Linked DNA regions of Homo sapiens: all the other regions are linked to region 3. A link is an interaction called in ENCODE POLR2A ChIA-PET data of the cell type or tissue named here. Cell type or tissue: PC-3. All regions are shown on one strand.

Region 1 (4,000 bases), 110 kb before region 3:
CATATGATATTTAAAGGTTCCTTCCACCCTGTAATTCTATGTATTTGCTGTGTATCAAGTATAGTACCCGACGTGGTACATAAACATAGTTCACTTTCCCAGAGTTCTGTCTCCTTCTGAAACCAGCACTCTTTTCACCTACTTCCCATTGTTTTGTGTAGGTCAAAGGCCATCCATGCCTTTAGAGATGGACACATGACCCATCCTAGGCCAAGCAGGACCTCCCACCACCCCCAACTCACTCCTGCTCCAGCTCCAGTAAGTGTTTCACCGAAAGGCATGTGGCACACACCAGACCAATCACAGAAGCAGGAAGATCCAGATTCCATGACAGCTGCTAGAACTCTTAAGAAAAGATCTTTTCTGCTGGAGTTGCTACAAAAACAGACTCATGAAAGGTTATCCTGCCACAAACAGGGAATCGCCTCCGTGAATGAATCCAACAGGGAGCACAGCACAGCCAGAAGACTGCCACCAAGACTTAATGGCATGATCGGAACCTCCTGCTCCAGATTTCCCTGGAGCTAGTTCCACAATCTGACTTTTCAACATTATGAGCCAATTAATTCCCCTTTATGACTAAGCTGGTCACTCAGAACCAACAAGACCTAAAATATGGTGAGCTCAGTATTTTAAGGCACCGACACTTTAGAAGTGGGCTGTCTGCTCTTTGTGTTAACAAGGCAATATGAACACTTCAAACCTTTTAAGTCAAAATTGCTTATTTGTGGTCTCTTGAAACTGGCATTTATACATTTCTTCAAGCCTAATATTTTACTAATATTTGAAGGTCAAAGTCCTTGGCATACAGCTTATAAACCTATAATTCTACTGACTAAGTAACCAAAGGTCTTCTACTCTGTTAGCCAATGTTACCTTTCAGTACCCCAGATTCACCCTGGTAAATAAAAAGCCTTCCAGGTGAATGTTTCCAAGAACTAAAAGAACATTCTGAACTTGCTTGCTGGGAAAATGCCCAGGTACGGGACCAAAGCTTTGGGAGGGAGACCCTCTCACTTTTCACACAGGTGATTGAGCAGAACAAATCAATTATTAGGTGGTCAGAGGCTAATATGAAGTAAAATGAGGGCTAGAGAGATGAGGTTAATTAGAAAAATGTCCCAGAGAAAAATGACTCAAAGATCTAGAGAAAATGTCTTAACAGGCACATCCAACTGGAGATAGAAGAATGGCAATTAAGTGGTTGTCCTTGTTCCTAATCAAATTGCGACACACTTTTATTTCCCATAGCTCTTGTGTTAGCAAAAAGAAAGCATTTGAAGAAGTCTAGTAAGATCAAGCAGGGCCTATTAGATAGCATTGAAGTATAACAGCTCCACATGCAGTCCTAGAGTGAAAAGTTTATGTGAAAACAAAATAATGCCTGCAAGTCGATAACCCCAAGAATATGTGTGCGTGAGGAAGACTGCATGGCATAGTGATTAAGAACCAGGGTACGGCTGGGTGTGGTCACTCATGCCTGTAATCTCAGCACTTTGGGAGGCTGAAGGGGGTGGATCACCTGAGGTCAGGAGTTCGAGACCAGCCTGGCCAACATGGCAAAATCCTGTCTCTACCAAAAATACAAAAATTAGCCAGGCATGGTGGCATGCATCTTAGTCCCAGCTACTTGGGAGGCTGAGGCAGGAGAATCGCTGGAACCAGGGAGGTGGAGGTTGCAGTGAGCCGAGACTGCACCACTGCACTCCAACTTCAGCCTGGGCAACAGAGCGAGACTCCATCTCAAAAAAAAAAAAAAAAAAAAAAACACAACAGGCTACGAGGGGAAGGAATTTCTAGGTCCAGATCCTACTTTGCTCCATATAAGCAGAGGGCTCTGGGTGAGTCATTTAACTCACTATTCTTCAGCTTCCTCACCTGTAAAATGAATTTTTAGAATGATGATTACTTCACAGAGTTACTATGAGTTAATAAATATCAAAGGCTTAGAATCATGTCTGGCATACAGACAGTAAAGGTAGCTATTATAGGGTAGACCTTTCAAAAGCTAGAATGTTTCTCTTAAAAAACTGCTGTTTATTGAGATTTTTTAGGGTTAGATTTTTCATGAGTTTAGAAAATTCTACTTCCACCTCTCCCTACTTTTTAAGCATGCAGAATATTGGTGACAGCACGAAATGCAAGTTCTTCTAGGTACATACATACAGATAAACCTAAGAAGGTCTAAGCACCAATTATTCTAGGAGTAGAATCCCAAAGAAACTGCCAGGTTTAGGAAGTGAGTCAGGAGTGGGAGACTATTTTGTGTCACCATTAATGACTGGGGACAGATGTGGACAAAGACAGGACACAGGCTCTCCTGGTTGGAATACCCAGGGCAAAACCTTTACTGATCCCCTGGGAAAGCTGGCATTAAAAAATTCAGCCCTAGAGCATCTTAGCCAGAGTCACCTGGCACTGAGAGACTGCTGAACCAAATTGGACTCAGACGATGCAGCAAAATTTCAAAGCATTAAAGTAAAAACCCTCAGAAAGCTCCTAATCTTCCCCGCTGCTCCTCAGGCACCAGGGTATTGAGAAGAGGGCAGCACAAGGGCTGATCTAGGCCCTCAAGCATCCCGCGTAAACTGCCTGATCAAGTCTCATATTACACGGATCTGTTTCCCCTTTCACGAATTATTATTTTAGTTTCTGAAGTGATATTTGGAGACAGGGGTGTTATATATTTTTAGAGATGCAAAAAATCTGGGTGTTAGCCACTCTGAGGGTTATCATGAGTCTAACCAATGTTTTTTTTTCTGATTTATTCACTTACTTTGACTGAAACTTACTGGATTTCATCTTTTCCTTTCCTAAAAGGATATTAGTAACCACGTTTGATGCCTTAAACTATATTTTAATCATGTCCTTTTATTGTTAAGTTGCAAGAGTACAAGTTATGAATTAATAAAAGAAATGGCTATTTTAATTTCCTAGATAACCCTAGTTACTCCATAAGTCGTGTAAATAAGAGTATATGATTTCATAGATTTCATTCTTGTCCGCTAGAAAGTCATGTGATACAGAGTGAGACAGGTCCCTCTCTCTGCTTCAGCTTTTACATAAAAAATTCACAATGAACAACAAATGTCAACCACTGACATGGTGGAACAATATAGCAAAAATAATAGATCATCTTCTTCAAGCAGGTGGAAGAAATTGGTGTTAATAATGAAAGACATTTATATCTAACTCCTTTCAGACTATACAGACTTTGGTTTTCTATCAAAAGAGAAGTGATGTGAATTTTCAGGACCGACACATCAAGTATATTTTTTTAAAAAAAGAGAAGAGAATTGGGCTGGGCGCGGTGGTTCACGCCTGTAATCCCAGCACTTTGGGAGGCTGAGATGAGCGGATCACAAGATCAGGAGTTCAAAACCAGCCTAGCCAGCAAGGTGAAACCCCGTCTGTATTAAAAATACAAAAAAAAAAAAAAAATACTAGGGAGGCTGAGGCAGGAGAATCGCTTGAACCCAGGAGCGGAGGTTATGGTGAGCTGAGATTGCGCCACTGCGCTCCAGCCTGGGTGACAGAGCGAGACTCCGTCTCCAGAAAAAAAAAAAGAGAGAGAGAAGAGAATTTAAGGAAATTTAAGATGCCCTCTATTGCAAGGCAGGAGATCAAACCAGCTCTGATTAACTTAAAGGCAAAACATATCCCCAGCAAGAAGGCGTACAGACACTGCAGCACCCCAAACTCTCAATTTCCATGGTTTTCTGGATGTGGGTCAGGCTCCAGACACTGAGCCATTGCAGCGCTTGAGGTTTCTAGCATGTGCTACCTGAGACAGGTCATGAGCATCCAACAGTCAACGTGTCAACAACAAATATAAAACAGACTATCTCACTGCTTGCTTATTTTGTACTTTTTGAAGTTAATTCAGCACATGAAACATGAGCAAATATAATCGGGAATCAAGGTTCTTTGCCATCTTTGCCACCTCTAAAATGAACATCAGAAGAAAGCAGAAGATGAGTTTTATCAGTGGAGGTCCCCA
Region 2 (4,000 bases), 370 kb before region 3:
AAAGAGTTGCACAGATATACTTTAGAGATATATGAAGACACCACATTAAAAGAGATTAGTTCTTGATTTTTCATCAGGAAGACATATTTACCAAATGCTTTAAAAGGCAAAAAAGCTCAGGCGTGGTGGCTCACGCCTATAATCCCAGCCCTTTGGGAGGCCAAGGCAGGCAGATCACCTGAGGTCAGGAGTTTGAGACCAGCCTGGCCAACATGGTGAAACCCCGTCTCTACTAAAAATACAAAAATTAGCCGGGCATAGTGGCACACGCCTCAGCTACTTGGGAGGCTGAGGCAGAAGAATCGCTTGAACCTGGGAGGCAGAGGGTGCAGTGAGCCAAGATCGCACTAGTGCACTCAGCCTGGGCGACAAGAGCAAGACTCCATTTCAAAAAATAAAAATAAAAATGAAAAAAAAAAAAATTAAAAAAAGCAAAAGAACATTCTAGATAGCACTGTCCAATAGATCTTTTCACAATGATGGAAATGTTCTATATCTGCATTAATCAAAATAATAGCCACTGGCCACATATGGCTATTTAAATTTAAATTTATTTAATGTAAATACAATTTAAAAATCCAACTCTTTGACTGTACTAGCCACATTTCAAGTTCTGTTCCTGTGTGTGTTCCCAGTTTAGGAACAGAACTTGAAATGTGGCTAGTACAGATTACCTCTGTTAGTACATTTATTACATCATATTATAATTCTCTGTTCAGTTTCAACTGTGATATAAGGACTAAGAAATATGCAATTCTCTACTTCAGTACTAAGCAGGATCGGTACACTACAGGCACATAATAAATGTTAGAATGAGGATAAGTGAATAGATGGATGGATGAAAGAATCACTAAGCCTCTGGTCTGTTCTCACATTTACTTCCCAGAGGCCTTGCTCTCAGAATCGCTATGTCATTTACACCAAACTTTAAAACCAAATGAATCCTATGATTATAATAATATCAATAAAGATCAAAATGAGACTTAGATATTGTTGATGGTGATGGTAACGATAAAAATCAATAATCTTCTCATGAGAATGCTGTATTCTTGCCTCTCAGTAACATTGTTCTCTATCAGTTCCCAAACATTTTGGTAAGAAAGCTGTTTTCTTGTTTTTCATGTGTTTTTCCCTATAAATTCAGTAAGTTTCTAGATGCCCAAGCTCCTTCTCCCAAAGGTGTCCTAGAGACCAAACCTGAACTTTGAAGCCAGGGGCCAAAAACTTTCTCTATAAAAGGCCAGAGAATAAATATTTTAGGCACTGCAGGACGCACAGTCTCTGTCGCACCCACTCATCTCTGCTGAAAGCAGCCATAGACAGAAAAACAAGTTCACAATGGCTGTATTCCAATAAAGCTATAGTTGTGGACACTGAAATCTGAATTTCATATAATTCCCTTTTTTTTCTTTTCTTTTTTTTTTTTTTTTTTTGAGACAGAGTCTCGCTCTGTCGCCCAGGCTGGAGTGCAGTGGCGTGATCTCAGCTCACTGCAAGCTCCGCCTCCCAGGTTCACACCATTCTCCTGCCTCAGCCTCCCGAGTAGCTGGGACTACAGGCGCACGCCACCATGCCCGGCTAATATAATTTTCATGTTTCATGAAATATTATTCGTCTTTTGATCTTTCCCCAACCATTAAAAAATGTAACAATTTTCTTGGCTCCTCAGTACTATAGAAACAAGCTTCGGGGTTTGGCCCATGGGTTTACAACTGCCAACTTCCATTCTAAGGCCTGTTTCCTGATCATGTGCTTCCCACTAAAAGTTTCAGGTCACAGAGTCATAGAGATATCCTGAATCTAACAGAAACTAATTGCTTATTGTATACAACAGATATTCAATAGCTCTACAGTCCAGCAGTTCCAGAGGCCAACCAGGAGCCACACCAGGAAGTGTTGGTTTGGGGACGGGGAATGGTGGAGATGAGAGCTATCCTTTATTCACCCACCTACCCCTGGTGGCAGCTCCAGCTGTGGTCACCATCAGCTGAGCAGACAGATGAAGCCTCAGCTGGTCTCAAGATCCTTTTATAAACCAGTTTTGTCCAGACTTCTATTAGTCAAAATCCTGATCTACATAAGAGTTTCTGCAAGCCCATTAATTATGCCTTTGATCTGCAGTTACATTATCTTCAATTAAGCATTAATATATTGTGTGTGAACTGACACCGTGTCATGCAAAATGGTGAGGCCTCTGGAATACGTTTCCAAAGCCAGCCTTAGAAATAGAGCTGCGTAGGCAGCGAAATATTTATTTTCAAATTCATCTGTGTACATTTTCAAAATTACTGCTCTCTAAATTTTCTTTGAAATGTCTGACCTGCTGTTCATAAGTCAAAAAATATAATCTCTCTTTTGTAGGAATCCAATTGGTAAATTGTGTTAAAAAAAATATTAGACTGCCTACTGCCATTAGATGGTGGGTATCTGGGCCTCACACGGTTGGTCTTACCTTAAAGAAAAACTGCCTTAATTGCCATGTGGCCCTCATGGAACATGCTGTAGTAAGGTGATTTTGCCTTCATCAATTAATGGCCCCAAAATTCCAGAACAGTTGTAGAATGAAGAGGATTCTATTTGTTAAAAGCCAAATGATATGCTAATGTAAAACAGATAAAGAGGTAAGAGGCCCAGTTGGTCTTCCTAGTTCCACACTGGCAGTTTTTTCTTTCCATATTTTGCAGAATGAGCAAAGAAGGTATTTGTTTTTAAAATACTGGCAGAAGAAAGCTCCTAGATCAACACAGAGTCTACATTTTAAATAACATTTAGGCTGCTGAATGAGGTATGCCCTAAACTCCTAGAGACCAGGTGTGACACTGAGACATGGGCCAATTTCAACACTTACCTGAAAGGTATCCAAATCACTTTGGTCAGATATCAAGTTAGCGATCTGGTGAGACACAGTATTTCCCAATTTGGGCTGAGCTAGGAATATTGTAAAAATGGATGCATATTACAAAAAATGTGGCATAATCATTTCAAAGCAGAAGTGCATAAAATGTGTAGAGAAAAGGAGATGAACTGTACATTTTAAATCTCAAGGTAGACCTTCAATATACCAAATGGACCACCCATTTTTGTCACTCCCTGGACTTCTCAATAGGACTTTAAGATTAACAGGGTGGGTGGCCTACTTAATTCTTGTATTAGGATATTCAGCTTCCTGTCCAATGCTACATCCTGCATAAATTTACACAAAGGCAAAATCTAAGACTCCTGAGCTGGGATTTCCCAATATCTTCTGATGACTATAGATGGCTTGCATTGCTGAAATAAGGTCAGAGAGTTCATTTCTGCTACCCTAGAAGAAGGCTAGGGAATGAAGAAATGAGGAAAAAGCAGAATGAAATCAATACTAAGACTTTAAGTTGGAAATGTACTTAGCTGTCTTCTTGACTGGTGGTCTTCAAACATGGGTGGGCATAAAAAGCACTTATGAAGGTTTTTAAATATACACATGCTTGGGCCCCATCCTAAGATTCTCATTCAGAAGATAAGAGTTCCGGAGCCTAACTGTGAGTTTTAAAAGCTTTGATCCCTAGATCTTGATAAGGGTAATAATTACCTTAGTTCTGATGCACCCCTAGGATTGAAAACCACTGACTAGTCATTTATAGATAAGAAACTGAGACTTACAAATGTAAGTCACTTTGCCAAAATCCAACATGCTTGGGTTCAAAATACAAACAATGGAGGAAAATTATGTGAGCACCTGACTGGGCATCTTAGGAGGGCTCCATGTTGAAGCAGTCCCATTATGTCTTGGATTCAAGACAGAGCTGTATGCATTTTAGATACTGTAGATCTATATAACCAGTAAGATATTTCTCAGACAGATAGTAGTGAAGTGTTTTAATGTAATACAATCAGATATATTATGAAAATATTCAGAAGGACGAGAGTAAAGTGTCTTGAAAGGGTACCTTCCTCAATATCACACAAGTATGTGGTATAAGCCAACTGTAGCCCTGCCAGCTGTGGCCATTTTCCTGAATCT
Region 3 (4,000 bases):
ATTCAAGCGATTCTCCTGCCTCAGCCTCTCGAGTAGCTGGTGACACAGCCACCTACCACCATGCCCCGCTAATTTTTGATTTTTTGGTTTTTTTCGTTTTTTTTTGTTGTTGTTGTTTTTGAGACAGAGTCTCACTCTGTCGCCCAGGCTGGAGTGCAGTGGCACAATCTCAGCTCACTGCAATCTCCGCCTCCCGAGTTCAAGGAATTCTCTTGCCTCAGCCTCCCAAGTAGCTGGGACTACAGGTGCACACCGCCAGGCTTGGCTAACTTTTTTTGTATTTTAGTATACACGGGGTTTTACCGTGTTGCCCAGGCTGGTCATAAACTCCTGAGCTCAGGCAATCTGCCTGCCTTGGCCTCCCAAAGTGCTGGGATTACAAGCGTGAGCTACCGCGCCTGGCCTAATTTTTCTAACCTAAAACAAAGAAAGGGAAAATAAGAGTCTTACATTATACACTGGTAGCTGAGAGAATTCATCATTCTGAGTGGCAACCATGTAAGCTTAGCAAAATTTGATTGTACACCGTATCTAGCTGAAAGAACAATGTGGAGAATTAAGCCAAATTCCCTTCTTAGAACTGTCTGATGGTGGTGCCTTTGACTGTCGGGAATAGCTCTGACAAGCTGAAGGGAAAAAAACAACCGGTACAGTTTTACAATAAAGAGATGGGCAATATCATCTAGGAATTTGTGACTGAAACCTAAATTCTTAGACGTTTTTGTTTGTTTGGTTGTAGAGAGAGGTTTGAGTTTTATCTTGGGGAAGTTAAAAAGACTTTGTCCATTCTTGAGTTTCATCAGTACGAGCTATAATAAAATGGTGCCTAAAAGTTATAAATCTCTTTGGAACTCTGTGTACAAAGCATATTATATGGTGGTGTGAGTCACACAGAACTCTCCATTTCAGTCACAATGGCTTTTGTTTCATATTAGAATAAAGTGGGTTGATGATCTTATTCTCATTCCGTGTAAAAAGTCAAACTAACATCACGTCTAAAAACACAGATCGACGAATTACCCAGAAACGAGTGTTCAAGGAGATCTCATGCAACATAGTAAGTGTACGGTAGATTCTGCAGGGTTATGACATCAGTTTTAAATGAGCCATGATCGTATCACTGTGTTCCAGCCTGGGCGACAGAATGAGACCCTGTCTCAAAAAATCAAAAAGAAGAAAAACAAGAGGCCGGGCGTGGTGGCTCGTGCCTGTAATCCCAGCACTTTGGGAGGCCGAAGCGGGTGGATCACAAGGTCAGGAGTTCAAGACCAGCCTGGCCAAGATGATGAAACCCCGTCTCTACTAAAAAAACAAAAATTAGCAGGGCGTGGTGACAGGCGCCTGTAATCCCAGCTACTCAGGAGGCTGAGGCAGAGAACTGCTTGAACCTGGGAGGCAAAGGGTGCAGTGAGCCAAGATCGCGCCACTGCACTCCAGCCTGGGAAAAAGAGCGAGACTCTGTATCGAAGAAAAAAAAAAAAGAAGGAAAACAAGGTAACTGCTTACAGGGACCACAGGTCTCTGGTATCACAGTGTAAAGTTACCCCATCAAGAGAAGATTGGCAGGGCTTGGCATTCTAAGAAAGAGTGATTAACACTGAGAGAACTTAACCCTCCCCAGAAGAACTGACACTCCCTTTAGGCAGAGGGGAGAATCAAGGATACCTGAATGCTAACAAGGACGTCCCATAAAACTGGAACTATCACTACCTGGTGTTGATATTGTCTGCCTTAAATAGTTCACTAGTAGAGAAAGGAATTCACCAAGAGGAAGGCCTTACAGGACTGCACATAAACACTTGCCGCATAAAATCAGGAAACACTTCACTAATGCACTACTGGATAAAGCAAATTGCTCATTAAAATGAGACTCATCAGGGTAAAAAATGGGAATGCTAAACTGGCCTGGAAATGAAGTTATTTACCATTTTGTTTGAAAGGCGGGACAGAAGAAAAATGTGTAAACCTATTCGAGTCATGCAGTTGGAATCTGGTTACTCTGTTTAGATGTTCATGTCACAGAATCAGCTCAAGAATTTCTTGAGAAAAATAAAATAGGGTTCACTTCAAACAACACCTTCCACCTGCCTTCTGGAGTGCACTAGGCTTTTCAGAGGTACACTCAGCCTCACAGAATCACGTATCCATGATGGGCCAACTACACAGATAAAGTTCTCCTTCTTGGTAAGCTCCAGTCGCCGTTCAACTTTCTAAGACAGAATAAAATAAGTGAGAACCCATTCGTGTAAAGCTGAAATTTCACCAGGTGTCTTCAGCCAAAACCTCCGTAGAATTTAAAAATCAGTGAAGATGTGAGAGGGAAATCATTGCATCTATGTTAGAAATCTGGACTTGACTCAGAAGAAATTCCGTGTAACTCCATTGTATTCTAGTCATCCGATGAAGGAAAATTCAAACCAGCCACCGCCTTCAACATGTTTTTTATTTGTGTGTGATGTAGCTTCATCTGGTCCAGATTAAGGACCGCCACATATATATTGCTGACTTGAGTTTACTGCTGAACTTGGCCTAGCAGGCTGGTCACCCCAGGTCTTCTCTCGAAAACCAATGCTATGCCAAAGACAGCACCATGTATAAAACCACCTCCTACGCCCCATCAATCAACCAAATGTGCATTTTCACATGGAAGGTGCCTGCCTGCAAGGCCAGCAAATGACTTAAACCTTGGCAGGAAAGCCTCTCCTCTCTGTGATTGTCATTCTCAGACCTCCGAACTTGTCAAGGAGGCCAAGCATGGTGGCTCACACCTGTAATTCCAGCACTTTGGGAGGCTGAGGCAGGCAGATTGCTTAAGGTCAGGAGTTCGAGACTAGCCTCAGCAACATGGTGAAACCCCGACTCTACTAAAAATACAAAAAGTTAGCTGGGCATGGTGGCATAGGCCTATAATCCCAGCTACTCAGGAGGCTGAGGCACGAGAATTGCTTGAACCCGGGAGGCGGAGGTTGCAGTGAGCTGAGATCACACCACTGCTGGGTGACACAGTAAGACACTGTCTCAAAAAAAAAAAAAAAAAAAAAAAAAACTCACCAAGGGGGAATATACCCACCACAGGTCACCTTTGGAAAACAGCTCACACCTACCACATGGCTATGGGTTCAGGAAAATTCAGGGCCCTGCTGGCAGGGAAGACATCCCACACTAAGGAGCTGTATGCAACAGGCTCTCCCAATTGCCTGACATGAATGGTGATGCTGAGATTCTCTGGGCTGGGGTCTCTCCCCAGGAGATATGAAGATAACTATAACAACTTCTACCTCACGGGGTGTTGTACTTTCAATTAATGCCTGTACCATGCTTTGTGGTCCCTGAATTAAAGGCACTGTTTAATGAAAGCAAGAAAGCAGCTACCAGGGTAACTATCATGACTGCGTCTTGACCCCAAACACAGCACAGTTCAATTAATCATGTCCTGGAGGTTTTGTCTGGCTACTCTTGGTTCTTGGCTAGGACCAAGAACAGCACCTGCAGAGGCATATATTTTGTAATAACGGAAGTATGGATGCTGGCCAAGAGGAAGACACTGGCAAGAGGGGATCCAGCCTGAACAGGATTGAGAGGTGGCATCAAATATACATTTCTGCAAAGGCTGAGTGTCCAGTTTACCAATCTGTAAATGAGGTACACTAATTAAGAAAACAGGCTACACATGGTGGCTCACGCTTCTATCCCAGCACTTTGGGAGGCCAAGGCAGGAGGACTGCTTAAGCTCAGGAGTTCAAGACCAACCTGGGCAACATAGGGAGACGCCATCTCTACAAGAAATTTAAAAATTAGCTGGGCGTGATGGCACATGCTGTGGTCCCAGCTACTTGGGAGTTGAAGTGGGCGGATCAACTGAGCCCGGGAGACGGAGGTTGCAGTGAGCCATAATCGTATCACTGCACTCCAGCCTGGGCGACAGAACGAGATCCTGTCTCAAAAAGAAGGAAAACAAGGTAACTGCCTACAGGTCTGCAAGTCGGGAGCAGGTGACCAG

The links. Peaks named below come from ENCODE experiments on the same cell type or tissue, not always from the same donor. Only the 100,000 strongest peaks of a DNase experiment are listed, where the experiment ranks them.
Region 1: POLR2A ChIA-PET joins it to region 3 with 15 read pairs; 3 of 35 experiments call an interaction of 5 or more read pairs at or near these places.
Region 2: POLR2A ChIA-PET joins it to region 3 with 32 read pairs; 2 of 35 experiments call an interaction of 5 or more read pairs at or near these places.

What each region holds. Positions count from the first base shown.
Region 1 is chr3:71,350,726-71,354,725 of GRCh38, forward strand. All of the region lies in intron 4 of FOXP1 (forkhead box P1), which reads right to left. LOC124906248 (a long non-coding RNA gene) reads left to right here. Exons shown (of 4, transcript XR_007095957.1): 4 at 162-251. Among named protein-coding and RNA genes, the nearest start is that of FOXP1-AS1, 63 kb to the left of the region's middle. In PC-3, no CTCF peak of the experiment used is centred here; no DNase peak of the experiment used is centred here.
Region 2 is chr3:71,092,865-71,096,864 of GRCh38, forward strand. The region is part of intron 7 of FOXP1 (forkhead box P1); the gene reads right to left. Among named protein-coding and RNA genes, the nearest start is that of FOXP1-AS1, 190 kb to the right of the region's middle. In PC-3, no CTCF peak of the experiment used is centred here; no DNase peak of the experiment used is centred here.
Region 3 is chr3:71,460,335-71,464,334 of GRCh38, forward strand. All of the region lies in intron 3 of FOXP1 (forkhead box P1), which reads right to left. Among named protein-coding and RNA genes, the nearest start is that of MIR1284, 80 kb to the right of the region's middle. In PC-3, no CTCF peak of the experiment used is centred here; DNase peaks (open chromatin) are centred at 1,637 and 1,967; H3K27ac peaks cover 1,031 bases.